2 separate regions of the Homo sapiens genome follow, and region 2 is linked to region 1. The links are chromatin loops, found by intact Hi-C in ENCODE. Cell type or tissue: MCF 10A. All regions are shown on one strand. Each heading gives the region's core, and the rest is flanking DNA. Links, peaks and the distances in the headings are about the cores only.

What was found. Peaks named below come from ENCODE experiments on the same cell type or tissue, not always from the same donor. Only the 100,000 strongest peaks of a DNase experiment are listed, where the experiment ranks them.
Region 2: it touches region 1 in a loop (7-fold over the local background); 2 of 110 quality-filtered maps call a loop at or near these places.

The regions. Positions count from the first base shown.
Region 1 is chr7:101,052,056-101,068,059 of GRCh38, reverse strand. MUC17 (mucin 17, cell surface associated) reads right to left here. Exons shown (of 13, transcript NM_001040105.2): 10 at 14,913-15,074; 11 at 14,624-14,721; 12 at 11,790-11,866; 13 at 9,201-10,057. The coding sequence ends at 10,016. It also overlaps the pseudogene RN7SKP54. Among named protein-coding and RNA genes, the nearest start is that of TRIM56, 25 kb to the left of the region's middle. RefSeq lists an enhancer at 1,355-2,224. In MCF 10A, for the core only: a CTCF peak has its summit at 8,522 (motif pointing right); DNase peaks (open chromatin) are centred at 8,569 and 9,469.
Region 2 is chr7:100,711,163-100,723,461 of GRCh38, reverse strand. EPO (erythropoietin) reads right to left here and starts at 2,994. Exons shown (of 5, transcript NM_000799.4): 1 at 2,469-2,994; 2 at 1,759-1,904; 3 at 1,414-1,500; 4 at 619-798; 5 at 1-484. The coding sequence starts at 2,481. The coding sequence ends at 329. In MCF 10A, for the core only: a CTCF peak has its summit at 3,345 (motif pointing left); no DNase peak of the experiment used is centred there.

The sequences.
Region 1 (16,004 bases), core at 4,403-12,402:
CCTGTAATCCTAGCACTTTGGGAGGCTGAGGCAGGAGAATCACTTGAACCCAGGAGGCAGAGGTTGCAGTGAGCCGAGATTGCACCAGCGCACTCCAGCCTGGGCGACAAGAGTGAAACTCCGTCTCAAAAAAAAAAAAAAAAAAAAATCAAGGGAAATATGATTGCATCTGCAAGGCTGGAGGCCACAGTTACCAGGGATGACAGGGCTCCAGCCCCTGGCAAGCCCTGCATGGTGGCCTGAGGGCTGTGGTCTCACTCTCTCTGGAAGCCTGGAACCCTTTCAGGGCATGCTGGGTTGAGAAACGGAGGTTGGGGAGCTATGAATTAATGTGTATGCATGAATCCTGGTACCAGCCCTGACTTATACCAATGGCTCACAAAGGGCTGCGTGATTATTGCAATCAGGGCAATTTTGGAAGGCATGGGAAATGCCTCCACCTGGCAGGGGCTATCAGTGGCCTGTGTTGGTCATGGAGAATAAAGTCATGCAGTCCTCACCTGGCATTACGGGCCCTCTTTTCCCAAAGATTCACAGTTTGAATTTTTATTTATTTATTTATTTTGAGACGGAGTCTCACTCTGCCGCCCAGGCTGGACTGCAGTGGTGCGATCTTGGCTCACTGCAAGCTCCGCCTCCCGGGTTCACACCATTCTCCTGCCTCAGCCTCCCGAGTAGCTGGGACTACAGGTGCCCACCACCACACCCGGCTAATCTTTTTGTTTTTGTTTTTGTTTTTGTTTTTGTTTTTTGTATTTTTAGTAGAGACAGGGTTTCACCGTGTTAGTCAGGATGGTCTCGATCTCCTGACCTCGTGATCTGCCCGCCTCGGCCTCCCAAAGTGCTGGGATTACAGGGGTGCGCCACTGCGCCTGGCCCAGTTGCTCTTGACCTTAGCACACCACAGCTCCTGGAACTCCACCTTGATGATGCTGACTTGACTGCCTGCCCCCTCTTCCCCTGCGCTGCCTCCCGCCCTTGGCTCCCACCAGGAGGCACTGAGCTAATCAGGCTGATGATCACCCAGGTTCAATTCCACTTTCCCTGGCTACGACCTGCTGTAAATTTCCTTAGCTTCCTGGCTCCCCTGTGAGTCCTGCCTCTCATCAGGCGGTCTGACTTAGGAAGCCGCCAGCTCCCCGACCTGCTGTATCATCGCAGATGAATCAGGCTTGCCTACCTTGGGGGTGTCATTTCAACAGGCCCTACAGAGTCACATCACCCACCGCAGCAAAGCACGACTGGTCACGTCTTCCCCCGGGTCTAGCACAACCTCTGGAGATCTAAACGGCAAGACCCCTCCTGTTCTTCAAAAGCCGTGTTATAATCTGCCTGCAAGAGAGCTGAATTTTACAAGATGCTTTGGAAAATGATTTCCCTCATCTCCATGCATCCCCAGGCGGGGGGAGAGGCATACATTTTCATTTATTGGTCAGGAGATGGTCCTTGAACTTCCAGCCTCCTGTCATTCTTGCCCCACCCCCAGGGTGTCTGGTGACTGAGGGTGACCTGAAAAGACTCAGAAGAGGAGAAGGAGAAAGATCAGACGCTGTGTTTATGCTCAAGCCAAGGGCCCCCTGGGATGCAGAAATAAGCTCTGCTTACCATTCCATTTGTCTTGATCCCTTCCAGAAAGGGAGAGGCTCGGCCGTGGGAGGAAAGCAGAAGACAGAGAGCCCCAGGGGGCCCACAGCTTGCACTGCCTGAGCTGGGCTCTGTGGCCCACAGGGGCTGGCTTTCTGTGGGGTTGGTGTAAGCATGCGTGAAGTAACCAGAACAAGTGAGAACTTGGTCACGTCGTGTTGATACAAGCCCAAAAGGATTATAAGAAGGACAGGGTGAATGTAACAGGAGACGGTTTTTTGTTTTTGTTTGAGACGGAGTCTCCCTCTGTTGCGCAGGCTGGAGAGCAGTGGCATGATCTCGGCTCAATACAACCTCTGCCTCCCAGGTTCAAGCAATTCTTCTGCCTCAGCCTCCCAAGTAGCTGGGATTACAGGCACCCGCCATCATGCCCGGCTAATTTTTGTATAGCCGGAGTTTCACCATGTTGGCCAGGCTGGTCTTGAACTCCTGCCCTCAGGTGATCCACCCACCTCGGTCTTCCAAAGTGCTGGGATTACAGCGTGAGTCACTACGCCCAGCCAGTAGATGTTTAAAAAACTTTGTGGATACGCCTGTAATCCCAGCACTTTGGGAGGCCAAGGTGGGTGGATCACTTGAGGTCAGGAGTTCCAGACCAGCCTGGCTAACATGGTGAAACCCCCCACCATCTCTACTAAAAATAACAAAAATTAGCTGGTGTGATGGCAGGTGCTTGTAATCCCAGCTACTAGGGAGGCTGAGGCAGGAGAATTGCTTGAACCTGGGAGGTGGAGGTTGCAGTGAGCTGAGTTCATGCCACTGCACTCCAGCCTGGGTGACAGAGTGAGACTCTGTCTTAAGAAACAAAACAAAACAAACAAACAAACAAAAACAACTTTGTGGAGATGAGTTGTTTTTGTTTTTTGTCTTGAGATGGGATCTTGCTCTGTGGCCCAGACTGGAGTGCAGTGACATGATCATAGCTCACTGCAGCCTCCAACTCCTGGGCTCAAGTGATCCTCCCACTTCAGCCTCCCGAGTAGCTGGGACTACAAGTGTGCACCACCATCCCTGGCTAATTTTTTGTAGAGATGGGGTCTTGCTATGTTGTCCAGGCTGGTCTTGAACTCCTGGGCTCAAGCAATCCTGCTGCCTCGGCCTCCCAAAGTGTTGGGATTACAGGCATGAGCCACTGTGCCTGGCCAAGAGAGATGAGTTTGTTTGTTTGTTTGTTTGTTTGTTTTTGAGACAGGGTCTCACTCTGTTGCCCAGGTTGAAGTGCAGTGGTGTGATCTCAGCTGACTGCAGCCTCGACAATCCAGGCTCAAGCAATCCTCTCACCTCAGCTTCCCAAGTAGCTGGGACTACAGGCACGCACCACCATGCCCAGCTAATTTTAAGACTTTTTGTAGAGATGGAGTATCACCATGTTGCCCAGGCTGGTCTTGAACTCCCAAGCTCAAGTGATTCTCCTGCCTCAGCCTCCCAAAAAGGGGAGGGATTACAGGCATGAGCCACTGTGCCTGGCCAAGGGAGAGAAGTTTTAATTAAAGTTAACAAGCATTCAGGGCATCTTCTATGCACAAGGCACGGTGTTAGGTGCTGTGGGGTACAGAAAGTAACAAAGCCTCATCCTCACCCTGGAGCGAACAAGGGGAAATGATGAACGCAATGAGAGAAGTAGACAAAGGTGGTATCAGAGAGGGCTTCCTGGAGGAAGTGGAATTGGAGTTGCAGGATGGGTCAGGTTCTAGAGAGAGATATGTGGGAAGAGGAGGGTAGAGAAGCGGCCGGGAGGCCGAGTGCAGTGGCTCATGCCTATAATCCCAGCACTTTGGGAGGCCAAGACAGGTGGATCACCTGAGGTCAGGAGTTCGAGATCAGCCTGGCCAACATGGAGAAACCCCGTCTCTAATAAAAATAGGAAAATTAGCTGGGTGTGGTGGCACGTGCCTGTAATTCCAGCTACTGGGGAGGCTAAGGCAGGAGAATTGCTTGAGCCTGGGAGGCGGAGGTTGCAGTGAGCCGAGATCACACCACTGCACTCCAGCCTGGGCGACAGAAGGAGACTCTGCCTAAAAAAAATAAAAAAAAAAAGAAGGAGCTGCAGGGTGGCAGTTCGACAACCCACGTGCCACGTGGCCTGGGACATGGGTGGGTGGTGGAAGAGATGGAGTCAGGAGGAAAATGAGATCAGATTCCAGGGACATTGAAAACCATGCTGAGGTGGAGATATTGCTTTAATCAGAGGGCCAGGGCGTTAGTGTTGGAGCAGGTGAACCGCATAACTGGGAAGGCAATGGTGGGCTGTGGCAGGAAACAGTGATTGGCAGTGGGACAGACCACAGGGAGAGCAGCCAGTGGATGCCATGGGCTGGATGCAAGGAGATGCCTGTGAACAGACTCAAGGGTCGGCAGGAGCGGCGCTGAAAGTCAAGCAGTGGTACGTGTGCACCTGCGTGACGGTGAGGAACGGTGCAGGTGACCCGAGGTGAGCCCGGAGGGGTGGTCCCTGAGTGCCTCTTTGCCTTTAGGTCCTTTGTTAGTCCGTTTTTACTTTGCTATAAAGCAACACCTGGGGCTGGGTAATTTCTCAAGAAAAGAGGTTGTATTTTGGCTCTCGGTTCTGCTGGCTGTCTGAGAAGCATAGCGGCATCTGCTTCTGTTGAGGGCCTTAAGAAGGCTCACAAACATGGAGGAAGGCGAAGACGGAGCCAGTCACATGGCGCACGCGAGAGAGAGACACAGAGAGAGAGAGAGAGAGAGAGAGAGAAAGAGAGAGAGAGAGAGAGAGAGAGAGAAAGAGAGACAGAGAAAGTGCTTTTCTTTTCTTTTCTTTTCTTTTTTTTTTTGAGATGGAGTCTCGCTCTGTCGCCCAGGCTGGAGTGCAGTGGTGCAATCTCGGGTCACTGCAACCCCCACCCCCCAACAGGCTCAAGTGATTCTCCTGCCTCAGCCTCCGGAGTTGCTGAGATTACAGGCGCGGGCCACCACACCCTGCTAATTTTTGTATTTTTATTAGAGACGAGGGTTTCTCTATGTTGGCCAGGCTGGTCTCGAACTCCTGACTTCAAGTGATCCACCTGCCTCGGCCTCCTAAAGTGCTGGGATTACAGGCATGAGCCACCATGCCCGGCTTATTTGGAGACAGGCTCTCCCCCTGTCACCCATGCTGGAGTGCAGTGGTGCGATCATAGCTCACTGCAGCCTCAACCTCCCAGGCTCATACAATCCTCCCGCCTCAGCCTCCTGAGTAGCTGGGATTACAGGTGTATGCCACCATGCCTAGCTAATTTTTTTAACTTTTGGTAGAGATTGGGGCAGGGAGGTCTCACTAGGTTGCCCAGGCTTGTCGCAAACTCCTAGGTTCAATCAATCCTCCCGTCTTGGCCTCCCAAAGTGCTGGGGTTACAGGCATGTGCCACTTTGCCTGGCCTAAACTCTTTTGAACAACCAGATCTCCCATGAACTAACTAAGTCAGAGCTCATTCATTTCCAAGGGGATGGTGCTGAGCCATTCATGAGGGATCTGACCCGATGACTCAGTGCCACTAGGCCCCACTACCGACATCGGGGATAACATTTCAACATGAGATTTGGAAGGGACACGCATCCAAACCATATCAAGCCCCCACCAGACCCCTCTTTCTGTGACTTAGTGTATCTGCCTCCAACTATCTCTTTGCATCTCTATGCATTTGGATTTCTTGGTTTCTGCAAAGTGACAGGGCCAGCCTTCTGTCTTGCTTCAAGTCCAGCCATCACTCTTGTATGGTTGGAGGAAGAGAGAGAAGAAACTTAAGAGGGATGAGCTGCAAAGAGAGAATTATGACAGGGAAGCTGATGTAGCAATAGCTCATGTTTTCTCTCTCCCACTCTTTCTCTTTTAGAATTTTTTATATGCCAGAATTTGTTCCAAGCATTTTACGTGTATTAACCCAGTTTATCCCAAGAGTGGTCCCACGGGGAGGGCACATAAGTGATAGATAAGAACGCAGACTTGAGTCGGGCACTGTGGCTCACACCTGTAATCCCAGAACTTTTGGGAGGCCGAGGTGGTAGGATGATTTGAAGTCAGGAGTTCGAGACCAGCCTGGGCAACATAGCAAGACCCCTGTCTCTATTTTAAAAATGTTAAAAATTAGCTGAGCATGGCAATGCACACCTGCAACTACTTAGGAGGCTGAGGCAAGAAGATTGCTTGAGCCCAGAAGTTTGAGGCTGCAGTGAACCATGATCGCACCACTGCACTCCAGCCTGGGTAACAGAGCAAGACCCTGTCTCAAAAAAAAAAAAAAAAAGAACACAGGTTTGACCAGATGCCACCCTGTTTTCTAATCCCAGCCTCATACCCATTGGTTTCATGATCTTGGGCAAGTTGCTAGGATGTCTGCCTTGGTTGCCCTCATTGGTGGACTGGGAATGATGAAAGGTACTTTGCACATGGTAGGTGGTCATTGGGTTTATTTTTCTTTTTGAATACAGAGTTGTTTTGCTCTTATTGCCCTGGCTGGAGTGCAATGGTGCAATCTCGGCTCACTGTAACTTCTGCCTCCCAGGTTCAAGTGATTCTTCTGCCTCAGCCTCCCAAGTAGCTGGGGTTACAGGTGTGTGCCACCACACCTGGCTAATTTTCCTATTTTTAGTAGAGACGGGAATTCACCATGTTGGCCAGGCTGGTCTCAAACTCCTGACCTCAGGTGATCCACCGGCCTCAGCCTCCCAAAGTGCTGAGATTACAGATGTGAGTCACCACGCCCAGCTACTCAGTTTTGTTGTTGTTGTTGTGTTTTTTTTGTTTGTTTGTTTTTTGTTTTTTGTTTTTACAGCTGAGGGAGCAGAGGTTCAGAGAGAAGAAGTTACTTTCCCAAGCTCACGCAGGTAGTAAATGGCTCACCAAGAGTGGACCTGGGCAGCCTATGGGTCTGGGTGCTCTGTCCTGCCTCTCCGTTTCACAGATAGGATGAGAGAGTGGGAAGGTGCTGAGATTTCAGTTCCAGATGGGATGTGGGGTCTGTAGCCCTGTTAAGTCCCCGCTCCCATGGCCACAGATGCCTATGGGAGGCAGGAGGCAGGTCTGAAAGTGAAGATGTATGAATTCAGCTCAGTTTTGGGAACTGAGGATTGTTCATTACTGGGTATGTACTCCAAGGAAAAATAAACTATTCTACCCCCAACACACCTGCACCTGTACGTTTATTGCAGCACTATTCACAGTAACAAAGACATGGAATCAACCTAGGTGCCCATCAATGGTGGATTGGGTAAAGAAAATGTGGTACATGTACACCATGGAATACTATGCAGCCATAAATAAAACAATGAAATCGTCCTTTGCAGCAACGTGGATGCAACTAGAGGCCATTATCCTAAATGAATTAACACAAAGACAGAGAACCAAATACCGCATGTTCTTGCTTATAAGTGAGTGCTAAACATTGAGTGTACATGGACGCAAATATGGGAACAGCTGACACTGGGGACCCCAAAATCAGAGAAGGAGGGAGGGGGTCAAGGGTCGGAAAAATACCTATTGGGGCCGGGTGTGGTGGCTCATGCCTGTAATCTCAGCATTTTGGGACGCCAAGGCAGGCAGATCACTTGAGGTCAGGCATTCCAGACCAGCCTGGCTAACATGGCAAAACTCCGTCTCTACTAAAAATATAAAAATTAACCAGGCAAGGTGGTGCACGCCTGTAATCCCAGCTACTCGGGAGGCTGAGGCAGGAGAACCACTTGAACCCGGGAGGCAGAGGTTGCAGTGAGCTGAGATTGTGCCACTGCGCTCCAGCCTGGGTGACCGCGAGTCTCGGTCTCAAAAAAAAAAAAAAAAAAAGAAGAAAAGAAAAAAAGAGAAAAACTACCTATTGGGTACTATGCTCACTACCTGTGTGACAGATTTATTCATACTCTAAGCCTCAGCACCACACAATATACCTTTGAAACAAACCTGCACATGTACCCCTTGAGTCTAAAATTAAAAAAAAAAAGGTCAGGTTCGTGGTAATTTTTTATTTGTAACTTTTCTAATTTTTAATTTCCAATTTTGCTTAATTCGAAAAAATACATACCACTTTAGAGCAAATAGGACACAACGTTAACAACTGATAACTCCAGGTGAAGGTTATATGGGGTTCACTGTTATATATACATATATATGTGTAATTTTTTTTTTTTTTTAAGACAGACTCTCTCTGTCACCCAGGCTGGAATGCAGTGGTACGATCTCCGCTCACTGCAACCTCCGCCTCCCAGGTTCAAGCCATTCTCCTGCCTCAGCCTCCTAAGTAAGTGGGATTACAGGCATGCGCCACCATTCCCGGCTAGTTTTTGTATTTTTAATAGAGTCAGGGTTTTACCATGTTGGCCAGGCTGGTCTTGAACTCCTGACCTCAGGTGATCCGCCTGCCTCGGCCTCCCAAAGTGCTGGGATTACAGGCGTGAGCCACCACGCCCAGGTAGGGTTCACTTTTTTAACTTTATTGTTTTAACTTCCCTGTAGATTTGCAAATTTTCAAAATTAAAAAAAAAAAAAAAGGCCGGGCATAGTGGCTCATGCCTGGAATCCCAGCATTTTGGGAGACAGAAGTGGTTGGATCGTTTGAGCCTAGGAATTCAAGACCAGCCTGGACAATACAGCGAAACCCCGTCTCTACGAAAAAATTAAAAATTAGCCGGGCGTGGTGGCCGGCATCTGTGGTCTCAGTTACTTGGGAGGCTGAGGCTGGAGGAATTCTTGAGCCCAGGAGCTCAAGGTTGCAGTGAGCAGTGATCACACCACTGTGCTTTGGCCTTTGCGAAAGAGTGAGACTTTGTTTCAAAAAAAGGAAAAGAAAAGAAACAGAATTTTGATGGCAAATATGGAAATGATCAAGTGTAACGGAATATTTTTGTCACAGGAGAGGCCAGAAGGGGACCGCTGAGAAACGGCATGGTGCCTGCAGGTGCTCAGAGTGTCCAGTAGGGGGAAGCAGAGTCCAGGTTCTGTCTCAGGTTAGGCTTTGAAGCGGGTGGCGGGTGGGACAGACTTTCAAGAATACAATGAATCCTGAGCGGCATGGCTGGAATAACAATAATTATTAAAAAGCGTCCTAGGAATATTAAGAAGGACAGCGATGAAAGAGGCTTTAGAAATAACCTAGTCCTTATTCGGCAGAAGGCAAGACTGAGTCCAAATAGATTTTTCCCAGATTTAACCCAAGGAATTCACGAGAAAGCTTGAAATAGAACCCAGGTCTCTATCTCTTTAGATGTATGGAAAGAAATAAAAGCCCGTTTTCAGAAGGAGAGCTTGCAAAATTTGGTTTTCTTTGGTAGGAAGTGAGTCTCTCTCTCTCTCTCTCTCTCTCTCTCTCTCTCTCTCTCTCTCCCCCCCCCCCCTCTGTGTGTATGTGTATATGTGTGTGTGTGTCTGTCTGTCTGTCTGCCTTGCCTCTTGGACACCAGCAAATGGTGTCAGTGGAGTTCAAGGAATGGTCCTCTTTCCACTGCAAATCTCTCTCTTGTTGTCTTGAACCCCAAAAGCATCCGATTTTATGTTCTGGAGGAGAGAGAGAGAGTCTGGGAGGTTAGAAACAGGAGCTATGGGAAACAGGAGGAAAGATCTGGGAACCATGAAAATTGTAATAAAATTGCTTTATTATTTTTAGTTACTACAAATATATATTATAATATTTACTAAGGAAAAAATCAGAACTCATAACAATAAGAACTTAAAAAATACCCACAATCTTATATACCAAAAGGTAAATGCTCTATATTTAAATACAGGTGTTTTTCATGAAGATGGTATGCAATAATTCTTATGAGAGCATTTTGTGATATGTAAAGTGCATGCAGTCCAGTGTCCAAGGGGTCATGGTTGTAAACAGCGGGTCGAGGGCGCTGTCCATGGTACTGAACCCGGGCAGATGAGGGGAGGAACATCTCTGAGCTTGTTTGGAAGTGCTAGCAGGGAAGTCCAGATAGATACTTGTATGCCTTTGACTGAAGCGTGGTCCTCCTCTATCAGAGAAGGTCGTCCTCTCGTCCTCTTCAACTGAGCATGCAGCTTTAGGAGGGACACATATGGGGCAGTGAGGGAGGACGGGGACACCCGCCTGCTCAGCCAGATCAACCAAATCAATCCTGGCGATCAATGGGGTGAAAGATGTTGCAGTCAGAGTACCCTCAAATCTGGAGCGTCTTTGAAAAATGAGCAGGAAAGCCTAGCCTGATATCATGACAAGCCCATTGGAGCGTCCACGGGTTTCTATTTGAGAATCTCCCAGCACTGCTGTCTCTCCTCTTTCTCCTTGGTAAGTACAGGGCTTGTTTCCTGTACTTACAATGGGAACATTGAGTTCCCATGGAAGGCTCTCAATGGGAAAATGCTCCACCAAGCTTAGCCGGACTGGGATCTCCTCACTCCCAGACTTCTCAGCTCCATGCCTTAAAATGATGTCGTCATTACCTGAGGCCTCTGAATTCGGATCTGAAAAGAGAGATAAAACCAAGTGAGGGCTCAGCCCATGAGGAATTTGGGATTCTGGAAGCATAAGGAGGATTGGGATAGGAAGTGTTCTGTTTAATTATTTTTATTTTTTATTATTTTTTTGAGACAGGGTCTTACTCTGCCATCCAGGCTGGAGTGCAGTGGCACAATCACGGCTCACCATGGCCTGTAACTTCTGGCCTCAAGCAATCCTCCCACCTCAGCCTCCCAAGTAGCTAGGACTACATGTGCACACAACCACACCTGAATAATTTTTAAATTTTTTGTAGAGATGAGGTTTCACTATGTTGCCCAGGGTGATCTCAAACTCCTGGGCTCAAGCAATCCATCCACTTCGACCTCCCCAAGTGCCGGGATTACAGGTGTGAGCCACTGTACCTGGCTATGATTATTATTTCTTTTATAGCAACAGAGTCTCACTTTGTTGCCCAGGCTGGTCCTAAACTCCTGACTTCAGACAATCTTCCTGCCTTGGCCTCACGAAGTTCTGGGATTGCAGGCATGAGCCACCGCACCTGGCCTAAGTGGTTGGTTTAGAACTTGTCCCATTACCTGGATTCTAGCACAAACCAATTGTGCCTTCCCCTCCCCGCCAGGTAGGTTTACAGTTATCCTTGCTGGAGATTTCATCCTTGCCCAAAGGGCTATGTCAAGGGAGCATAGCACCTGAAGACGTTCACACTTGTTATTTCTCCTACCCTCAAATATCCATCTAGTTTAAATCATATTAAAGCAGTGATCAAGGAGTGGTCACTTTTTGCCCAAGTGACCAATCTCGGCCTTAATCATGAGGGGAAAACCTGATGTTATATACTTGTTGAAGTGAGGCGATAGCATTATCTATGATATAACAAAAATGTTTAATCTGATTCCAGTTAAGCCTCTAGAACCAACCTCCAGTATTTCCAATCCTAGAATACCTCTAATACCTCTGATACTAAGGATGGGTGGGCAAGTTAGATGACACCATGAAACAAACCAGGAGTGTGAGACATTTTTCAAGACAACCATCCTAGACTCTTAAAAAAAGCAATATGTTAAAAAATGTAGGAGCCCATTCTAGATTAAAAGACCAAAGAGACATAACGGAAGTCAGTGAGTGAAATCTGTTATATCTACATCTGAGAAAAAAAAATAGTAATAAAAGATGTCCTTGGGCTAATTGGAAACATTGGGTACCAGACGATATTGTGAAGTTATGATCAATGTATTGGATATAATCGTGGTATTGGGAAGTGTGTGCTGAAATGGTTAGAGATCAAGTGTCATAATGTTGGCAGCTGACTTCCAAATTATTCAGCAAAAATTAGTGAATAGATCAATACAAAGAAAGAAACATATGGCATGTTAAGCCTTGTTGAGCTAGATGGAATATGTAAGTATTTACTGCACTGCTATTTTGACTTTTATGTGTGTTTACAAGTTAAAATAACTAAGTAAGTTGGCCATCAAGGATGTACTTAGAGTAGGGAAGGAAACCTCCGAACCTGAAGCCTCAGGGGTCAAAGGAAAGTGATTCCACCTTGCTACTTAGCTTTTATTCTTCCCCTGAGTTAGGCTTGTTTCCTGGCAGTATGGACCTGGGAGGATCACCTGGACCAATAAACTGTAAACATGGTTCTGTTTTTCTGAAGGTCCTACCATGTAGGAAAGGAGAAGAAGAAAGTCGCAGGGTTGGGGGAGGCCAGCATCCCATCCAGGCCCTTCTTACCTTTGTTTCAGGGTCTATGTGTCTCAAGGAGGGCTGGAAATTACTATAGATGGACTCCAGGTGGATGGAATCATCATCTTGTGGAGGGATGGAAAGCACCATGGAAACAGGAGGTTAGAAGGACAAACTTTCATCTCTCCCTTTAATCCCATCTGATGGAGGATGAGACAGTTTTTCTCTACCCCTAGGAAACTGCAAACCCTTGAAAATGTGACAAACTGTCAACATTACCTGACTCAGCAGCTCCCTAATACAGGCATATTAAGGCTATGAATTTTCTGAGTATAGCTGTAGCTGCATCCCACAAGTCTTGACACTAATTTCTCACTTTCACTATAATCTCTTATCTGATCCATACATTATTTAGACACTTGAAAAAAATTTCCAAAGATACGGGATTTTTGTTTTTGTTTTCCAAAACTATTTTTGTTATTGATTTCTAACATACTTGCATTATGGTCAGATAATATCGTCTGATTTAAATAATTTTTGTAAGTTTTTTGAGGCTTTTTTAATGGCCTGTGTATGGCCATCCTTAAAAGTTTTCTTGTGGACTCAGGTAATAAATGTGTACCCTCTATTTGTTGAATGTGGTGTTCTGTATTGTATTAAGGCTAATTATTTTGTACAAAAGTTCTGTAATCCTCACTGACTTTTGTCAATTACTAAGAGAGGCGTTTTAAAAATCTCTTACCATGTTGGTGAATTTGTTAATTTTTTTCTTGCAGCTTTGTCAGTTTTTGCTTTATCTATTTCGAGATTGTACTAACAGAGCATACAAATTAAACTTGTGTCTAACAGAGTAAGCCATTTCCTAATATTGATCATTTTTATACCTAGTAATTCTTTTTGCTTTAAAGTTTATGTGCCTGCAATGAGTACAGCTATACACAAAACAACAGACACTTTGTTTAGTATTACCCTGTTTTGTCTTTTCTACACTTTTGTTTCTAACCTTTGTGTTTCTATTTAACATGTACCTCCCACCGACAGTGGATACCTAGATTTTTTTTTAAAAAAATCCTTTTTAAACTAGAGTTTAATCTACTTATGTGTATTATGATTTGTGATATATTTGCATTACGTCCTATCATTTTATTTTCTATTTTCTATGTGTCCTATCTCCTCTTCCTCTTCCCCTTCCTCCTCCTCCTCCTCCTCCTTCTACGGAATCTTGCTCTGTTGCCCAGGCTGGAGTGTAGTGGTGCGATTTCAGCTCACTGCAGCCTCCACTTCCCAGGTTCCAGCGATTCTCCTGCCTCAGCCTCCCAGGTGGTTGGGATTACAGGCACATGCCACCATGTCCAGCTAATTTTTGTGTTTTTAGTAGAGACGGGGTTTCACCGTGTTGGCCAGGTTGGTCTCCTGACCTCAGGTGACCCACTAGCCTCAGCCTCCCAAAGTGCTAGGATTACAGGCATGAGCCACATTTTTTTTGTTTGTTTTGTTTTAGAGACAGGGTCTTGCTCTGTTGCCCAGGTTGGAGTGCAGTGGTGCAATCATAGCTCACGCAGCCTTGACCTCCTGGGCTCAAGTGATCCTCCTGACTCAGCCTCCTGAATAGCTAGGATTACAGGCATGCACCACTGTGCCTGGCTAATTTTTTTAATTTTTTGAACTCGTTATGTTGCCCAGGCTGGTCTTGAACTCCTGGCCTCAAGAGATCCTCCAGCCTCGGCCTCCCAAAGCATTGGGACTGTAAGCATGAGCCACTGCGTCTCACCTCCTTTTTCTTTTTCTCCCTTTCCTGCCTCTTTGTGGGTTGACTGGACTTTTCCTCATTCTAATCTTCCCCTTTTTAGAATTTAAAGACTATTTTGAGAAATTTCTCATTCCACATATTTCCTTCTTTAGAATTTAAAGACTCTATTTTTAGAAATTTTAACATGTGCCTTTAACCTAGCAAAATCTAATGTTAGTCTCTTTACTGAGGTACAACTCCCCTGCTAATGAGCTCACCCACTCCCGAGCACTAATCTGTGCACTAGAGAAATCTACCACCCTCAAGGAACCTGTGTCTCCCCAGTGGTTCAGTTCACTATGCCCCATCCAGGGTCTCACAGGAGTCAGTAATGGAAATAAGGTTTTAGCTGTGGAGCCAAACATTTTGGAGTGGGAAATATTTTCCCCCTTCACTCTATAAGCCTCAGGGTCTTCCCAGGTGCCTCCTATGTACTCTTTTTTTTTTTTTTTTTTTTTTTTTTTTTTTTTTTGACAGGGTCTTGTTCTGTTGCCCAGGCTGGAGTGCAGTGGTACAATCACAGCTCACTGCAGCCTCCATCTCCCAGGCTCAAGCAATTCTCCTGCCTCAGCCTCATGAGTAGTTGGGACTTCAGGTGCATGCCACCATGCCCAGATAATTTAAAATTTTTTTTCTTTTTTTTTTTTTTGAGACGGAGTTTCGTGCTTGTTGCCCAGGCTGGAGTGCAATGGCACAATCTCGGCTAACTGCAACCTCTGCCTCCCGGGTTCAAGTGATTCTCCTGCCTCAGCCTCCCGAGTAGCTGGGATTACAGGCACCTGCCACCATGCCCAGCTAATTTTTTTGTATTTTCAGTAGAGACAGGGTTTCACTATGTGGTCCAGGCTGGTCTCAAACTCCTGACCTCAAGTGGTCCACCTGCCTCAGCCTCCCTTTTTTATTTTTATTTTTTATTTTTTTTTAAGAGATAGAGTTTTGCTGTGTTGTTGCCCAGGCTGATCTTGAGCTCCTGGCCTCAAGTAATACTCCTGCCTTGGCCTTTCAAAGTGCTGGGATTACAGATGTGAGCCCACCGCACCCAGCCTGTTTCCACATTTTGAGCCATTCTGAGTTCAGAGAGGAAGGCCAATACCTTGGCAGATGTCAAAGCCAATGTTTTGGAAGGTCCCAGGAGCTGGTCCACTGTCCTCTTCTTGCCACTTGTATAACTGAGACAATCTGTACTTTTGCCTAGTGATGGAAACATCAGAGAGACCCCATTAGGATTGGGGAACAGGAATAAGGACCAGGGACAAGCTGTATCCCCATTTTTAGCTGCCCCCGCTGCCCACCTAGACTATGAAGTGATTAGAGACAGAGGGTTCAGAGGAAGAGGAGGAGCTGGAGGGAGTTGGAAGAGGAGGTGGTAGGGGCTCGCTCACCGTTTCACCTCTCTCTTGGAGCGGAAAACGAGCATCAGGAGAGCTACCAGGATGATCAGCATCAGCACGACCCCTGCCCCCACGAGGCCGTACACCAGACTCTTCTGGGTGCCCTGGTTACAGGTCTCCCCACTGTACCAGTGAGTTTCCGTGGTCACGCAGCTGAGATGGGAGAGAAGCGGCAGGTTGGGGAGAGAGAACGGAGTCAGCACCAGCTTCAGACCTGGGCCCTGCCCAGTGGGTGTTTAATGAAGAGGAGGCAAGAAGAGATTGCCAGGGGGCATAAAGCAAGGCACCCCGAGGGGATGAACAGAGATGAAGACCAGCATCCCTGGAGGTGGTCCTCAAATGAGCCCAATTCCCACTCCAAGCTTTTAGATTTTGCCTCCAGTTGCAACCCAGGACCTAGGACGGTTGGCCCAACCCTGGGTCTTCCCTGGGCTGCACCCCCAGGGACTCCAGGACCCCACAGTGATCTTGCATCCACCCATTAACCTCCTCACTTCCAGCCTTCCTCTCTGTCAAGAAAGCCAGGCTGCAGCCCTGATCCAGAGCTCCCACTACACCCCTGAAGCTCTTCTTCCCTGCTGCCTTGAGATGCCCTCTCTAAGCCCTGTTCCTTTCTTCCCCTTTCCAGCTTGTGACCCCCTCTTCCAGGAAGCCTTCCCAAATTAACTACTCAGGTCTTTGCCCACATGTGGCTTCTTCCCGCACCTGATGCTCCAGCTGTTCTCTCTCTTTGGTTCTGTTTAAAGTGACAATGTTTTTCTTCGCTTTCTTACCTCTGTGACTGGGCTAGAGGGCTTCTCCCCACTCCCCATATGGGTGTGTAACCTTCTGTTTCTATTTCACCAGCAGAGGATCTTGTTCTCTCTCTGGAGAGAGAGCAAGGCTCTGTCTCTGTTCCCTCAGTCGGACAACCTTCCCAGGAGGTTGTCACCTTCCTCAGCCCTCCTTAGCACAGAGAGGACATGGTTAGGCTGTTCTGGACACAGCCTTGGAGCTCAACTACTCATGTTTTTCCCTTATCCCCAACCCAATTCCTCTGCAGCTGGACACATTCAGGAGACGCTGGGACCTAGTCCCATGACC
Region 2 (12,299 bases), core at 1-8,000, 340 kb after region 1:
AAGCGTGTCCTGGCATCAAATTTTGCAGGGTGCCGAGTGAGCTCAGGCGTCTTCCCAGCATGGCTCTGTCCCTGAGTTTAAAGCTGCTCTCTGAATGCTTCCTGCTCTGGGCCCTCAAGTTGGCCCTGTGACATCCTTAGATCTCAGAGTTGCTCTCTGGACAGTTCCTCTGGCCCCTGAGATGTCATTGCTGGCACTGGAGTGTCCATGGGACAGGCTGGCGCTGAGCTGAGAGCCCCTCGACGGGGTTCAGGAGTGGCGGGGGAGGGTGTGGCACAAGCAATGTTGGTGAGGGAGGTGGTGGATATGCCCAGGTGGACACACCTGGTCATCTGTCCCCTGTCCTGCAGGCCTCCCCTGTGTACAGCTTCAGCTTTCCCCGGAGGAAATTGGAGTAGACTCGGAAGAGTTTGCGGAAAGTGTCAGCAGTGATTGTTCGGAGTGGAGCAGCTGAGGCCGCATCTGGAGGGGAGATGGCTTCCTTCTGCCAAGGAGAAAACAGGAGGTCGCTGCAGTGCCACAGAAAGGGAAGGAATACGGACAGTTCCTGTACTCCTTAGCAAGACCCTTCTCCCCTTCTTACAGAAAGGGCAAGCAGAAGTGTCCGCTCCTACTCACCTGGGCTCCCAGAGCCCGAAGCAGAGTGGTGAGGCTGCGAAGGCCACTGACGGCTTTATCCACATGCAGCTGCAGGGGCTCCCACGGCTGGGAAGAGTTGACCAACAGGGCCTGGCCCCGCAGGACAGCTTCCGACAGCAGGGCCAGGCCCTGCCAGACTTCTACGGCCTGCTGCCCGACCTACAGGGAGTGGACTCTGGGAGTCAGCTGACCCATGTCACCCTCTCCCTCCTGCCCCTCAGCAGCCCCAAGCACCAAGCTGAGCAAACAGAAGGTATGCAATAAGACTTGTTGAATGAATGAATGAATGAATGAGTGAGTGAGTGAGTGAGTGAATGAATAATGAATGTATTCCATACAGCCCTCATTATTTTTCTTTTTTCTTTTCTTTTTTGAGACAGGGCCTCACTCTGTCACTGAGGCTGGAGTGCAGTGGTGTGATCACAGCTCACTGCAGCCTCAAATTCCTGGGCTCAAGCGATCCTCCCGCCTCAGCCTTCCAAATATCTGGGACTACCACCATGCACCACCTCACCTGACTAATTTTTTTAAATGTTTGTAGAGATGGGGGATCTCACTATGCTGCCTAGGTTGGTCTGAAACTCCAGGGCTCAAGCAATTCTCCCATCTCGGCCATCTCAGCCTGGGATTATAGACGTGAGCCTCTGCGCCCAGGCAGCCTCATCTCTGCTGCTCCATTTTACCTTTCCCTCGATCATTCTCCCTTTCATCCAAAATCAGGCTCGCAAATGAGATTCTCCAAAAGAAAGGAAAAAAAAAAAAAAAGGAACTCACCTCCATCCTCTTCCAGGCATAGAAATTAACTTTGGTGTCTGGGACAGTGATATTCTCATTCAAGCTGCAGTGTTCAGCACAGCCCGTCTGAAATGCACACAGCCCGGGGAGTCAAGGGTCCCTGAAGGCTCTGGCCCTGGCCCACAGGCCGTAGGATCTGCTGGCTTTGCTCCTTGCCTAGTTTCCAGGTATGGTTTGGGGCCACCAGACTTATTCTTATGTAGGGGGGCAGTGTCTAGCTTCCCAACTCCACCCCAAACCAAGTGCCAGGTTCCTGGATCTGGGAGGAGTTCCCTGAAGCCCTGAGCGTGAGTTCTGTGGAATGTGCTGGGGAAGGGGTCTCACCGTGATATTCTCGGCCTCCTTGGCCTCCAAGAGGTACCTCTCCAGGACTCGGCTGTCACAGATGAGGCGTGGTGGGGCGCCCAGGACTGGGAGGCCCAGAGGGAGCGACAGCAGGGACAGGAGAAGCCACAGCCAGGCAGGACATTCTAGAACAGATAGCCAGGCTGAGAGTCAGGCGGGGAGGGAGAAGGGTGGCTGTGGAAGGACAGCTTCCTTCATCCCCACGTCTCTGCCCCAGCTCGTCCTTCCTGTCCCCAACCATGCAAGCACTCAGGTGCTGCCTCCCTGGCCTTCATTCAATCCTGCTGCCGTGTGCACACCCCACCCCCAGCTACCAGCATCCACTTCTCCGGCCAAACTTCAATCCTGGTGTGACAGAGGCTTCCCCTCTGGCAGATAAGTGGTGGCTCCAGCGCCCAGGTTATCAGCTTATCAGCTTCCTCTCCACTGGCACAGCAGAACCCCCAAACCTTCTTCCCCTCAACCCCCAAACTGTGTCCCCTTCACAGGTCAGGTTTTTGCCATCCCCAAGGACTCCCCCAAGTCCCCGCTGGCACGTGGAGGCTGCCCCACCCCCCTCCCCCTTCCGGGGTCCTTGACAAGTCGCCGGTCCTTGAACCCAGCCACCTCCTGGCCAATAGCCGGGGCGCTAAATCCCCGCTCAAACAGGGACCCGGGCGGGCGGGAGCGCCCAGCCCGCGAGTACTCACCGTGCACCCCCATCTCCGCGCCTGGCCGGGGTCCCTCAGCGACCTGGGGCGCGCCGGGTGACCACACCGGGGGCCCTCATCCCGGGAAGCTCGGCGGTGCAGGGCCAGCCCCACGGGCCTGGAGGAGAGGGCGGCTGTCCAGGGGGCGCGGTGTCGGAGCAGAGCGGGCGCGGTGGCCCCGGTCCGGCTCCGGGAGGACAGCGCGGTGCGGCGCAGCGCAGCGAGCGGCCGGGGTGGCCCAGGGACTCTGCGGCTCTGGCCGGGGGTCGGGGCTGTTATCTGCATGTGTGCGTGCGCGGGTGGGGGTGGGGGAGAGGCTGTGTGCGTGAGGGGTCGCCAGGGGTAGGGGCCACCCGGGGTCAGAGCAGGGGCAGGACGCCTGGGTTGAGGCTCGCCGGGGCGTGAGCGGGGCTGCTGCAGACGTGCGTGTGGGTCATGGGGGCTGCTCCCGGGCCCTGGGTCGCGGGAGGGGAGTGCAGCCGGTTGCGCACCCTTGGGACTGGCGGAGCGTGCTATCTGGGAAAGGCTGGGCTCCCGGACACCTCCCCTGGGGGGCATCCCGGTCTTGGGCGGAGACTCAGAGATGCCTGGGTTGCTGAGTTCCGCAAAGTAGCTGGGTCTGGAAGCCCAGAAGCTTTAGGGAGGGGCAAATGAGTGGTCTCCCTTCCCACAATCCCAGGACATGTTCTAGAAACAATGTTGACCATGTTGAGGAATTTGATGGGGGCAAATAGGGCAAGAAATTTGGGGTTCTTCCTCCCCACCTCACTCCTCACCGTCTAGTACTCTGCAAACCCAGACACTTAACTTTTTTTTTTTTTTCTGGAGATGTAGCCTCCCTATGTTGCCCAGGCAGTGCAGTGGTGCCATCTCCCGTTCACTACAACCTCTGCCTCCTGGGTTCAAGCAATTCTCCTGCTTCAGCCTCTGGAGCAGCTGGGACTACAGGCACACCTTTACACCCGGCTATGTTTTGTATTTTTAGTAGAGATGGGGTGTTGCCATATTGCCCATACCGGTCTTGAACTCCTGACCTCAGGTGATCCACCCTCCTCGGCCTCTCAAAGTGCTGGGATTGCAGGCGTGAGCCACCGCACCCAGCCCCCACCCCAGACACTTAACTTTTAGTGCACAGAGCACACAGTCCATTGTGCAGGACACACATGCACCTTGACATCTGTTTATTTGACCTGTGGTGTAGGTTAGCTAGGCTGCATTGCTGAGTTCTTAAGAACACTGAAATACAGCTAACACCAAGAGTGATGGGGGCTGGGATTTACAGCTAAGGTTTTATGGCTTCTGGAAACCCTGAGCCAGAGGAGTGAGATTCCCAGAGCAGGAGACCAAGACTAGCTGGTCTCTCACACCTTAGAAAGTGGCCTCGTCCTTGAGCCCTCAATGTCCTCATCTGTCAAATGGGTGTGGTGAAACTACCAGCCTATCCCATTCAGGTTTCATAAAAGACAGGAAAGGTCCAGGCGCCGCAGCTGACACCTATAATCCCAGCACTTTGGGAGACCAAGGCAGGAAGATCCTTTGAGCCCAGGAGTTCGAGACCAGCCCGGACAACATGGCAAGACCTTGTCTCTAAAATAAATAAATAAATAAAAAATAATTAGTCAGGTGTGGTGGCTCACGCCTGTAGTCCCAAATATGCAGGAGGCTAAGGCAGGAGGATCACCTGAGCCCAGGAGTTCGAGGCCGTAGTGAGCCATGATCGTGCCACTGCACTGCAGCCTGGGCGACAGAGTGAGAGCCTGTCTCAAAAACAAAAAAAGACTGGAATGTGTAGATCTGAGCTGTAAGAGTTAGCCGGGAGAAATCAAGAAAGATTTGAGGGAGGAGGTGACAATGACCTCAGCCTTGAAGGGGGGTAGGACATCAATGGGAAGAGGTATGAGGTGGGTGGGGGATTGTCGATTCAGCAAAGTGAATGGAGAGTCAGGTGAGTATTGCGGGATCTGGCCAGCAGCCCGCAATGCAACAGGGCTCTCTCTTTGTTCCCAGGCGGATCAGCAGGTTGAGAAATAATAGACACACACAAGATAGTGAAAGCTGGTCCGGGGGGTCACCGCCTTCTGGTCCCGTGGTGTCAACAATGCACCAGATGTACCATCATTTATTATTAAGTTTAGTGAGGGCGGGGGTAGGTTAGTGAGGGATTTAGGGTCATTTGATTATGAGGTGAGATGGTCACATGGGGATGAATTAATTCTTTAACATAACATTTATATGTAGAAGTACAGTACATTTGTATGCAGAAGTACAGTATACAGAGATAAGAATTTACAATATAGTGTGTGCATCAGTAATTTCTAACAGAGCCTTAAAACAGAAACACAATCTTTCCATAACCTATGATTAGCAAGATACTAATCAGCAGTAACAATTGCAACAAAAGCTGGTTACAGACAATCCATGGAAACAGGACATGAAGCTAGACAACCAGTTAGACCAGAAATTCTCAGAAGGGAGTATGCCTTAACCCTAAAGAGGCCTAGAAGAGCCATGGCAAGATGAGGGCGTTTATAGCCCTATCTTATCCATATGGACAGGTGCCCCCCGCCCCCATGCGTCCGTTTATAGGCTCTCCACAAGGGTCGCATTCCATTCCCAGAGCTATGAACATCTGCTTTTCTGGGATAGAAATCTTGGTGATGTGAAACCTCCCTGACTGCAGGTCCGTTCATAGGCTCTCCGCAGGCGGAAGCACATCACAGGCTGTTGGCTCATTCTGGCAGTCCAACCTGGCATTGTTTGTACACAATCCTGCATGCAATTTTGTATTTACAATAATCAGGAGCATTTCATCTTTTATTCCGTAGCAGTAGTTTCAGGGGGTCTCCCTACAGGTGAGCAGAAGGGAAGATGGAGAAGAGAGAGGTGGAAGATGAGGCCAGGGTGCTGCTTAGGGAGGAGTCAGGCTGTCTATGGCCTTGAATGCCTCTCTGAAGAATTTGGATTTTGTTTGGAAAGAGTGGGAAACATTCACTCATTCATTCAAAAGATATTTATGGATTTCCTACCTACCCCTGGCCAAGGACCTGGGGATAGAGCAGTGAATGATACAGCCAGGAATGCCTGCCCTGGTGGAGCTGATGTTCTAGTGGGGTTGCCAATGATGAACACAAAAATGGGTACAAGACAGAGGATTTTGGCTGGGTGAGGTGGCTCATGCCTGTAATCCCAGCACTTCGGGAGGCCAAGGCAAGAGGATCACTTGAGCCCAGGAGTTGGCTTGACCAGCCTGGGCAACATGGTGAAACCCCATCTTTACAAAAAAATACAAAAATTAGCTGGGCATGATGGCATGTGCCTATAGTCCCAGCTACTTGGGAGGCTGAGGTGGGAGGATCACTTCAGCCCAGGAAGTTGAGGCTGCAGTGAGCTGTGGTTTTGCTACTGCACTCCACCCTGGGCAACAGAATGAGACCCTGTCTCAAAAAAAAAAAAAAAAAAGAAAGAAAAGAAAAGAAAAGATAGAGGATTTCAAATAGCCAGAACTAAGGAGAAAAGGCACAGGCAGGGTTATCTAAAATAAGGTAGTCAGAGACACTAGGCTGAGAAACTGACTTGAATAAAGACCTGTTGGGGGTGAGGGACCATGAGGGTGTGGTGAGGTGAAGAGCTTGATGGGAGGGGGATTTGGGCCAAGTGTAGTGGCTCACACCTGTAATCCCAACATTTTGGGAGGCTGAGGCAGGAGGATTGCTTGAGGCCAGGAGTTTGAGACCAGCCTGGGCAACATAGTGAGATCCCATGTCTATAATTTTTATTTTTGTTTAGCTAGCTGGGCATGGTGGTGCACATCTGTAGTCCCAGCTACTCAGGAGGCTGAGGTCAGAGGATCTCTTGAGCCCGGGAGGTTGAGGCTGCAGTGAGCTATGATCACGCCACTGCACTCTAGACTGGGCAACAAAGGGAGACCCTGTCTCAAAAAAAAAAAAGAAAAAATGAGTGGTTTGGCAAGATGGTTGGGTGGGGGTCAGGAGACAGAGGCTGGTATGCTTCTGGCTGGCCTAATTCCCTCAGACCCTGCTCCCCTGCATCCTCTGCTCACCTTGAGCCTTCCCAAAACTGCTGTCCAGGCTCCCCCAGCCCCACTCGGCTCCTGGTTCTGATCCCTTCCAGAGTCCTGGGACGTGCACCATCACACTCACATCCACACATGGCCGCACGTGCGTTCTGTCTTGGCTGCTCCCCTTCCCCAGCCTCTGCTCTCCCAGGACCCTGACTCCTGCGTCAATGCCCTGACCTAACCATGGAGAGGGGGCCGGAGACAGATGGGTGGGGTGGACACAGCTGGAGGAGGAGGAGCCTTTTGGGCTGTGGGACCTGCCCCTCCCCTCACACAGCTTCTCGGGGGTCCCTGCATCCTTGTCTGCAGTTGAAGAGGAGTGAGAGATGGGCCAGGGGCACCAGCCTCTAAATGCTGTAGCCTGCTGGATAGGAGTAGTGACTGCCTTGTCCCCTGGGGCTTCTGGAGAGAGAGCTGTGATTGCAGCTTGGGAGGGAGGAGAGGATCTTGGTCCACCCCATACCCAATCCGAAGCCATAGTAATTCTCTTTTTGAGATGGAGTCTCACTCTATTGCCCAGGCTGGAGTGCAGTGGTGCCATTATCTCAGCTCACTGCAACCTCCACCTCCCGGGTTCAAGCAATTCTCCTGCCTCAGCCTCCCGAGTAGCTGGAATTACAGGCATGTGCCACCACGCCCGGTAATTTTTGTATTTTCAGTAGAGATGGGGTTTCGCCATGTTGGCCAGGCTGGTCTCGAACTCCCAACCTCAAGTGATCCGCCCGCCTCGGCCTCCCAAAGTGCTGGGATTACAGGCGTGAGCCACCACACCCGGCTTGAAGCCATAGTAATTCTGCTAAGAGGGGAGAGGCTGGTTTGGAGCCCAGAGCCTCTTGGATACTGAGCAATGCAGGGTCCATTCATCTGTCCTTGAGGAACAGGAAGAAAACAAGAAGCTCCATGGGGCTCCCCGACCAATGCCCACCATCCCCCTGCCCAGTGCCCCCCACCCCCGTCATCTGCCTGCTCTTCATCTTCTAGCAGATGCTGACCCACAGGCCCAGGACCACTGCAGAGCATCTCCTCATTGACCCCTCCAGTTAATCCCTAACCCTGCTGCTCAATTAACTTTCCCACTGAACAGCCTCATTTGTGCTAATTCCCTGAGCAGGAACCTGTCACGGCTTCCTATTGCCTCAGAACTGAGACCCTCCAAGGTCTACCATTCACTTCATGTTCCAGGCTGTTCTCCCGCTTTGCTCACTCCCACTCCCTCCACCACAGGAGATGGTTTGTGCCTTCCTGCCCTTGGCTCATCCTGGATTACCCTCCCACACCATCTCCTCGTTTTCTTTAAAGCCCAAATCTGTGCATCGCCTCCTCCATGAAGCCTTTCTTGATCTCCCAGCAGGAAATCGTCTCCTTCCCTGGCACTGCCGTCATTTATGTACATGTCTTAGGCATCTCACTGGCAGGACCGCCATGGACAGCCGTCAAAGATGAGCACTGCCCAACTCCCAGGGGCATCCATAGAGACTCTGAAGGGAATGGTACCGTCTGGAGTCACGTAGTGCAGGTGCCCTAGTCATCGAAGAGAGCGAAGGGCTGCGTATGGAAGTTCTGATGCATTTTTCTGTCTACCAAGCGTCCAGCATGTCCCTTTTCTGTGGTAACCACCCAAGTGTGGATTGCATTATGTGGTCCCTCCACTACATGCTCAGAGAAGAACCCAACCTAGAGGGGGCACTGAGCCATCCCCCGGTCAACCCAGCTCCCTGGGATCCTGGGGCGTGTGAAGCTTCCATGCACTTCCTGAGCAGGCAGCCACTGAGGCAGGGTTTGAAAAGGGCCAGTTGTGACAGGAGGATGGCGGGTGTGGAGGCAGGCTCTGCTCCACGGATTCCTCCTGGCAGTGGATTCAGATTGGAAATCCAAGCAGAAGCAAATTTACAGCCCCCCGAGCTGTCCCAGACCCCCAGGCAGCACGGAGCCCCAGCTGCCTGGAGTCGGACTTGGGAAGGGGGGCCTCCTGGCTTCTCTTTCCCTCCTCATTTCCAAGCAGTGGCTTCTCAGCTCAGCTCGAGTTCAGCCAGAGGCCCAGAAGACCTTCTGTGCTGGGAGGGGAGGTGGCTGGGGACCTTGTTGGGTGGCCTTTGGGGAACTGTGAAGGAAGCAAGAATGCTGGAGGGCCAGGCACGGTAGCTCACGCCTGGAATCCCAGCACTTTAGGAGGCTAAGGAGGGAGGATCCCTTGAGCCCAGGAGTTTGAGACCAGTCTGGGCAACATAGGGAGACCCTGTCTCTACAGAAAATTTGTTAGGCATGCTGGCACATGCCTGTAGTCCCAGCTACTCGGGAGGCTGAGGTTGGAGGATTGCTTGAGCCCAGGAGTTGGAAGCTGCAGTTAGCTATGATCGCACCACTGCACTCCAGCCTGGGCGAAAGAACAACACCCTTTCTTAAAAAAAAAAAAAGATGCTGAAGAAGGGATTCCTGCTGGAGAACCAAAGGAAAATCCTTTGCCAAAGTCCTCAAAGGAAAATCCTTTACCGCACCTGGCCTACCAAAGTTTTATGAAGCCTATTCCTGACTGATCCTTTGTTCTCTAAGTAAGGTGATCAAGGAGTTAGTTATCAAACTGATGAGGGGCCGGGTGAGGTGGCTCACACCTATAATTTCAGCACTTTGGAAAGCTAAGGTGATCATTTGAGGCCAGGAGTTCAAGACCAGCCGGGGCAACACAGTGAGACCCTGGCTCTATAAAAAATAAAGAAGTTATTTTTTATAGAGTTATATTTTTTATATAAAAAATAAAGAAGTTAGCCAGGCATGGCGGCACATGCCTGGTGTCACAGCTACTTGGGAGGCTGAGGAAGGATGATCATTTGAACCTAGGAGGTCGAGGTTGCAGTGAGCTATGATCATGCCACTGCACTCGAGCCTGGGGAACTGAGCAAGACCCATCTCTAAATAAGTAAAAATAAAACTGATGAGATACCTCAAGAAGTTATTTTATTGCCCGTTCCACTAACTAATAAATATCTGATGAATGAATGGGTCAGTGGATACATGGATGATGCAGAGGAGAATGGCTTGCTGTCTCCTCTATAACAAGCCTCTGCTCCCTTAAGAAAAGGCAACCGTCTTGTCACTTGAAGAATGCAAACAGAGGGTGGACTTTCGCCTTCACAGGACCTGCTAGATTCCTTCCAACTCAGTCTATTAGTCTTGTTTGCTATTAGACAAATATACTTCCCTGAAAAGGGAAAAATTATTTGCTGGTTGATGAACTAAGACACGAGCAGAAGAGCTCACTTAGGCCGGGCACGGTGGCTCACGCCTGTAATCCCAGCACTTTGGGGGCTGAGACGGGCGGATCACGAGGTCAGGAGTTCAAGACCAGCCTGGCCAATATGGTGAAACCCCATCTCTGCTAAAAATACAAAAATTAGCTGGGCATGGTGGCGCACACCTATAGTCCCAGCTACTCAGGAGGCTGAGGCAGAAGAATCACTTGAACTCGAGAGGCGGAGGTTGCGGTGAGCCAAGATTGTGCCACTGGACTCCAGCCTGGGCGACAGAGCCAGACTCTGTCTCAAAAAAAAAAAAAAAGCAACTTTTATGATGAACTTTTGCTCATTACAAAAACAATACGTGACCAAAATTAGAAAACAGCGCTAAACTCAAACACATAAACTGAAAAACACCCATAATGTCATTAGGGTCTTGGGACCTTAAGTGGCCATTTTCACAGGCTTCCTTCTGGTAGGATGACCTTTGCCTCATCCCAAATCTCTGTGCAATTGGACATCTGTTTCCTAAGGAACTACAATTGACACGTTCTCGTCCAACCTCTCTAGTGGTTTGAGGGTTTGTGAAACACCATTTTTCCCTCAACTCCTGACCAAGCACCAGAAACTCACCTGGGACAAAGTGCTGGGCTTCTCTAGCAGGATCATCAGCCTGATCAAACCACTTAATATTTCAAGGTCCCGTCCCCTTCCCTGCTATGCGAGCCACAACTGAGTCTGGCTCAGTTGTTAGTTTCTACTAATAACTCAGACTTGAGAATTAAACGCACACAAAATTGCCTTCCTTCACTTCTCCCCATTCCTATTAAGAAGCCTAAAACCATTTCTTAGCAAAATGGCTTCATACTAAACAATACTAGCTCTTGGCCGGGCGCAGTGGCTCACGCCTGTAATCTCAGAACTTTGGGAGGCTGAGGCAGGCGGATCACCTGAGGTCACGAGTTCGAGACCAGCCTGGCAAACACGGAGAAACCCTGCCTCTACTAAAAATACAAAAAGTAGCCGGGCTTGGTGGAACGTGCCTGTAATCCCAGCTACTCAGGAGGCTGAGGCAGGAGAATCAGTTGAATCCAGGAGGCGGAGGTTGCAGTGAGCTGAGATCACGCCATTGCATTCCAGCCTGGGCAACAAGAGCACAACTCCGTCTCAAAACAAACAGATAAACAAACAAAGAAAACAATAGTAGCTCTTTTTTTTTTTTTTTTGCCTGTAGTCCTAACTACCTGGGAGGCTGAGGCAGGATTGCTTGAGCCTAGAAGTTTGAGGTTGCAGTGAGCTATGATTGTACCATTGCACTCCAGCCTAGGCTACAGAGTGAGACCCTGTCTCTAAAATAAATAAATAAATAAATAAAATGTAAAAAGGAGGGCAGGGCATTGCATTTGCACACACCTTCTGCCTCCATCTCCTCACCCCTCTCCCGTTTTTCAAGCTTTTTTCTTTTTGAGACTGAGTCTCCCTCTGTCACCCAGGCTGGAGTGCAATGGCACAATCTTGGTGCACTGCAACCTCCACCTCCCGGGTTCAAGCAGTTCTCCTGCCTCAGCCTCCTGAGTAGCTGGGATTACAGGCGCCTGCCACCACGCCCAGCTAATTTTGTATTTTCAGTAGAGACGGGGTTTCACCATGTTGGCCAGGCTGGTCTTGAACTCCTAACCTCAGGTGATCTGCCTGCCTGGGCCTCCCAAAGTGCTGGGATTACAAAGAGACGTGGCTCACTGTTTCTGGCCTCCCAAGCTTTGATGGAAGTCACTTTGGAGAGCCAGTAGAGGGAGGAGAACAGAGGCTGGAGCTAGCCTCCCTACGGTCGGGCCTGCAGGCAGGGTTCCCTGCCCCACCTGCCCTGCATGGACTCTAGTAGATGCAGGAGCCTGGTTCACGCCCCCCCACACACAAAAGAGTGAGCCCCAGGCCCCACTCTTCCTTCAGTGGCAATGTGGAGGTCTGTTTCTGCAGAACTGCCACTGAGGGAAGCCCCACTGGCAAGCAGTGAGAAAACATGGAGTAGAAACAACAAACAAATAGGCTGCAGGAGGGAACTGCCAAAACAAACCAGATGGGAAAGGCTGCCTGCCACCACCTCTGCTGGGCTCAGGCCCGGAGCACATACGTGCAGGGAGACACAGCTCCATCCAGCTTCCTGCCGGCTCCCCGCTCGGCTACTGGGGGGCTCCCGGGCAAGGAAGCCTTGCAGTCAGGCTGATGGAAAGGATGTGGCCTGATAGAAATGTCCGCAGCCAGCCAGGTACGGTGGCTCACGCCTGTTATCCCAGCACTTTGGGAGGCCGTAGGCGGGCAGATCACGAGGTCAGGAGATCGAGACCATCCTGGCCAACATGGTGAAACCCCGTCTTTACTAAAAATACAAAAATTAGCTGGGTGTGGTGGTGCGCACCTGTAATCCCAGCTACTCAGCTACTTGGGAGGCTGAGGCAGGAGAATCGCTTGAACCAGGGAGTCGGAGGTTGCAGTGAGCGAAGATCACGCCACTGCACTCCAGCC